Regions from separate parts of the Mus musculus genome. Here region 1 is linked to region 2. The links are chromatin contacts, found by Hi-C or POLR2A ChIA-PET in ENCODE. All regions are on one chromosome and are shown on one strand. The core of a region is the stretch at or near the end of the contact, and the rest is flanking DNA. Distances in the headings are between cores, read along the strand shown.

Region 1 (2,724 bases), core at 182-2,681, 88 kb before region 2:
CTCTGCAGCCACAGAAGTTAGTTGCCAGGGAGGATAGGTCACTAGGGACTGCAAGACTCAGAGACCTGCAGCCGATCCCAAAGGTAAATTTGTTATCCTTAGGGCTCAAACTGCTCTGGAAAAAGCTTATGGTACACAAAGGGGACTTCCTAAGGGAGAATGCCAACGGTAGGCACTTGGGATACGCTGGTCCTCTGTGCAAGCTCTGCTGTACAGGGCCCAGAGCACCCCTCACCTCCTGGGGTGTTGCCTTCTCCAGGGCTGGGTTTGACTGGCAGATGCTGGGACTGACTTACCAGTGCCAGGATGCTGTCTGCATGTTTCTCCAGGGCCCGAGGCTGATAATACGTATCCTGCCAAAACAGATGGCCTGTTAAGGACCTTGCCAGCTGACAGGCCCTTCCTCCCTTCCAGAAGCCCTAACCTGTGTCACCTGGTTCTAGCCTCTGTGGCCATTTCTCCTGGGATACTCCTGTTTCTGCTGAAGCTTCAACTCCCCCCCCCTGACATTTCACCCCTCACCCTGAAAGCAATCACGGGGTGCTAGGCTTGGAAGCAAAAGTGAAAGCAGCATTTGGAAAACCGGTCCTTTTTTTCCCCTGAAACTCCATACAGATATGATTGTGTCACTATGGGGAGAGGAGTAAAATTGAAAATGAGAGACTCCATGACAATTCTAAGAGGGAAGGAATAGCATTTGATGTAAGTCGATTCCGGGAAAAATGTCGCTAAGTGTGGGCACTTCGGAAAGCCTCCTAAACATAATTTGCAACCAATAAAAACAAAAACATTTTGGAGAGCAAACTACCACCCTGAATGCAAGACCCTGGTTTTCAGGCTAGGTTTGGGGGCACAAGGCGCACAAGTAAATACATGACATGAAGTCATTTTTGAAACTGAAAAGTCAGGTTAAAGAGAAAGTCAACAGATCCTGGGAGAAATTGGGAGTAGGTGGGCAAAAGCCAGTGCGCGCAGGGGACTCCAAACTCAACTGGGACCAGCCATTCGGGGGACGCGGAGGGGGAAAAAAAAAAGCAAGCGTGGTGGTGGGTGTGAGGAAGAGTTCCTCCAAAGCCGTAAAGAGAGGCGGCGGCTGGGCCCTGCGTGACTGGGAGGGGGCCGGGAAGCGCCCGCAGGCGGACTGCGTGCGCGACCGCCACTTGACAAGCGGGCTCCCCCGTTTCCCACAGTGGGCGCGCCGGGCGAGCGCAGCGCAGCGCGGTCTGGACCATACCATGCTCTCCGCCGGGGGGAACCCGACTCACCCAGGAGCTGGACGAGGCGGCGGGGACGGCAGTGGGAGTCTCGGGGACGCTGGACGCGGCCCGGTCCGTGTCCCTCTCCCGGTAGATCTTGTAGAGCCGGGGGCCGAGGACGCAGCTCAGGAGCTTCGCCATAGCCCCGGCTCGGGCCGCTGTCCCTCGGCCTCAGGTCCCCGCCGGCCCCGCCCGTAGTCTCCTGGGCGCTGCGTGCGTGCCTGTGTGCGTGCGTGACGTCAGCACGTATCCGCTCGCCCCGTGGCAGGGTCCAGCCTGACGTTCTCGCCACGAGAGGAGTGTTCAGCGCAGTGGGCGACGGTCTACAGTTAGTTAGAGCTGTTCTGAATAGAGAAACTTAAGAAAATGAATGCCCCAGGTGGTTACTTTTTTTTTTTTAAAGATTTCTTTATTTATTATGTGAGTACACTGTTACTGTCTAGAGACACACCAGAAGAGGGCATCAGATCTCATTACAGATGGTTGTGAACCACCATGTGGTTGCTGGGATTTGAACTCATGATCTTCGGAAGCGCAGTCAATGCTCTTAACCGCTGAGCATTTCTCCAGCCCCCACATTTTTTTTTTGGTTTTTCGAGACAGGGTTTCTCTGTGTAGCCCTGGCTGTCCTGGAACTCACTCTGTAGACCAGGCTGGCCTCGAACTCAGAAATCTACCTGCCTCTGCCTCCCCAGTGCTGGGATTAAAGGCGTGCACTACCACGCCTGGCTTCACTTTTTTTTTTTTTTTAAACCCTATCCCTTAATGTCAGCATGTTCTGGAACGATCACTGGGTGAGAGTAGGAGCATTTGACAAGAACTTCAAGAAAAGAGGCTAGTGTCTGGATTTGTAGCTCAAGTATAGAAAACTTTGCTTAACATGCTGAAAGCCCTGGGTTACACACACACACACACACACACACACACACACAGATCTAGGGATGTATCCATTAGAAGAAATAGCAGGATTCTTCTGAAGAATTCTATTTAAATTTTTTTTTATTTTATGTATATGAATACACTGTAGCTGTTTTCAGACACACCAGAAGAGGGCGTCTGATCTCATTACAGATGGTTGTGAGCCACCATGTGGTTGCTGCTGGGACTTGAACTTAGGATCTCTGGAAGAGCAGTCAGTGCTCTTAACCACTGAGCCATCTCTCTAACCCAAGAATCTTTTTTTTTTTTTTTTAAGTTTTTGAAAGAAGTAATCTGCCCGATGTAGTGCCACATGCTTTTAATCCCAGCACTTGAGAGACAGAGAGAGATGGGTGTGTTGACAGATTGGCCTCTTGAGTTCCAGGCCACCCTAGTCTACGTATGTAGTGAGTTCCAGGCCACTCAGGGCTATATAGAGAAACCTTGTTCAAAGTGCTAGGATTGGTGGTAAAGGGCTCTGGCTGCTTTTCGAGATGTCCTACATACAATTCTCAGCAACCACATGGTGGCTTACGATCTGATCCCCTCT
Region 2 (2,700 bases), core at 40-2,539:
GACAGACTTGGGAATGCTTGGCACACCAGTGCGTTCGTTCCGAGCCATTCAGTTAGAGCGAGACCTAATTTAAAGACACACACACACACACACACACACACACACACACACTCCAAACGTAGTGAAAACAGCAAAACCACGCTCCACTCCCGGGCGCTCATGTATCACACCCCCGGAGGAAGGAAGAGATTTCATCATCTTGCATTCTCAGACATAGAAGACCAAGGCTCGAGAAAAAGTGTTCCCAAAGTTACTACACCAGGTGGCAGGCAGAGATGCGACCGCCTGACAACCGACTTTTTTCGTGGGATTCTTCCCAATCCTGTTTGTGTAGTCAGAATTTCTCCCTTTTTCTTCCCTCTCACCTGGGGATCCTGACCAGGACCTCGAAGTCCCAGGGCAGGCAGGGTCGCCCCGCAGGCAGCGGGTATGAGCTCCGTGTCAGCATAACTGACCCACTGCTGGACCAGGACAGCTGCCCGGCTGCCCCCGGGTCCCCCCAGGCCTGCAGGCCACAACAGCTGAGCTACAGCCGGGGCCCCCCACACCCACAGGCCGCCAGGTCCCTGCTCCAGGGCGGGCAGGCGAGGCGGAGGGAATGGAGTCCGGCTGCTCGGGGGAGGCTGCAAGCAGATGCGGGGGTGAGGGCCTCCCCACCCGGGACCGTCACCAGCTTCCCCGTATCGGGCAGCGATGAGGGCTCGGAGGCTGGGGAAGGCGTCGGGGTGAGGAGAGACGTAGAGGATGGACATGGCTGTGCAGGGTCCGAACGCGGTGCAGTGACCTGAGGAGAGACCCGGCAGATTGAGGAGGGGACCTGAGCACGTGCTGCAAGGTACGCAGGCGCCCGGCCGGACCCTAGGCCTGGCCGAGCAGCCGCCAGCAGCGCCTAGAGGAGGAGGCGGGACCCCGATCGCCCGCCCCCTCGGGTTGGAGAGGGGAGGCCGCGCCGCGTGTACGTACTGAAGGCGGCGATCACACTCGGCCGGCTACGGCCGCGGCCCCACAGGGCGGCCGGGGTGGAGGTGGCGGGCAGCGGAGGCAGCTCTCCCGCTGCGGGAGAACGCGGCCGGGACAGCGGCACCCACGTGTCCCCCCCTTTGTGACAGCGCACGTTTCCGGACTCGGGTCCTCGCAGGGCTGCCGGGCCCCGCCTGTGCGTGCGCGATCCCGAGGGTCCGTGCGCGGCCCACCGCTGCCGGACGGGTCAAGCAGGGGCCAGAGTGGCTCGTGCAGCACGGAGACGGGAACCCGCGTGCCGGGACGAGCCTGGGTCTGGGTCAGGCGCCGCCGCGGGCAGCCCGTGGCCCTCGGGTCAGGCGCCGCCGCGGGCAGCCCGGGGTCTTCGTGTCTAGAGCGCGGGAAAACGAAAGCCCTAGTGTCTGGAGTGCGTGCTTGGTCCCAGGTTTCCGCCTTTTGCAGGGCGAGCTGCAGAATCTCGGGCTGCTCCAAGTGAAAGACCCCACCATAAGGCTTAGCAAGTTAGCTGCAGTAACGCCATTTTGCAAGGCATGATAAAGTACCAGAGCTGAGTTCTCAAAAGTTACAAGGAAGTTTAGTTAAAGAATAAGGCTGAATAATACCGGGACAGGGGCCAAACAGGATATCTGTGGTCAAGCACCTGGGCCCCGGCTCAGGGCCAAGAACAGATGGTACTCAGATAAAGCGAAACCAGCAACAGTTTCTGGAAAGTCCCACCTCAGTTTCAGGTTCCCCAAATGACCGGGAAATACCCCAAGCCTTATTTAAACTAACCAATCAGCTCGCTTCTCGCTTCTGTACCCGCGCTTTTTGCCCCCCAGCCCTAGCCCTATAAGAAGGGTAAGTACTCCACACTCGGCGCGCCAGTCATCCGATAGACTGAGTCGCCCGGGTACCCGTGTTCCCAATAAAGCCTTTTGCTGTTGCATCCGAATCGTGGCCTCGCTGATCCTTGGGAGGGTCTCCTCAGAGTGATTGACTACCCAGCTTGGGGGTCTTTCACAAGCAGTGCCTGGCTGCTGGGAGCTGTTGCTGTAGGGAATGAAAGGTTGGTAATTCCCTGGCGTTGGTAAATGCACCGTGCGTTCCGCGTCTCTTGCTTGTATTTATCTTATGCTTTTAGAAAGCGTACTGATGGGGTGTGCTCAAGGCCATGTCAGGCTTTTGGTAACGGAGTGCACCGCCAGTTCGCGGAAGATCCTCGGATCTAACCCAGGTAAAACAGGAAAGGGGCTCTAGGTGCTGAGCGCTCACTGCCTGACATGGAGTCACGTGAAGGAAGGGCAGGGGACCCAAAGGCAGAAGCACTCCAGCTGGTCTACTAAAGCTCAAACCTAGAGGGAAAACATAAGTTCGCAGTGCTTTTGAGAGGCCACTGCTAGCCTGGCAGTGGTGGCGCATGCCTTTAATCCCAGCACTTATGAGTGTGAGGCAGAGGCAGGCGGATTTCTTGAGTTCGAGGACAGCCAGAGCTACACAGAGAAACCCTGTCTCGAAAAACCAAGAAAAAAAGAAGAAGAAAAGAAAGGGGGGTTGGGGGAGAAAGGCCTGTTGGGATAATCTCTTGTGTACTGTGTAAAGTTGTCTTTGTATTATTCAAAAGTACACGGAGAGAGAAATCAGGCAGAAAAACTTCATGCCAGCTGTAGACAAGAGTGCTTACAGGTCCTTTACAAGGTACAGAAATGGATTGGGCCAAACATGGCAGATCTATGCAAC

What was found. Hi-C counts contacts between places; a loop is a spot of excess contacts on that map. ChIA-PET counts read pairs that join two places held with the same protein, here RNA polymerase II (POLR2A).
Region 1: POLR2A ChIA-PET joins it to region 2 with 12 read pairs in Patski. The contact joins the promoter of Abhd16a here to the promoter of Vars in region 2. A Hi-C loop is called at or near these places in 1 of 37 maps with a recorded cell type or tissue (left cerebral cortex). POLR2A ChIA-PET finds 5 or more read pairs at or near these places in 3 of 5 experiments (Patski and embryonic stem cell).

What each region holds. Positions count from the first base shown.
Region 1 is chr17:35,087,998-35,090,721 of GRCm38, reverse strand. It overlaps Abhd16a (abhydrolase domain containing 16A), which reads right to left and starts at 1,431. Exons shown (of 20, transcript NM_178592.3): 1 at 1,266-1,431; 2 at 297-353. The coding sequence starts at 1,397.
Region 2 is chr17:34,999,496-35,002,195 of GRCm38, reverse strand. Vars (valyl-tRNA synthetase) reads right to left here and starts at 1,289. Exons shown (of 30, transcript NM_011690.3): 1 at 964-1,289; 2 at 366-784. The coding sequence starts at 752. D17H6S56E-5 (DNA segment, Chr 17, human D6S56E 5) reads left to right here and starts at 1,450. Exons shown (of 2, transcript NM_033075.3): 1 at 1,450-2,029. The coding sequence starts at 2,023.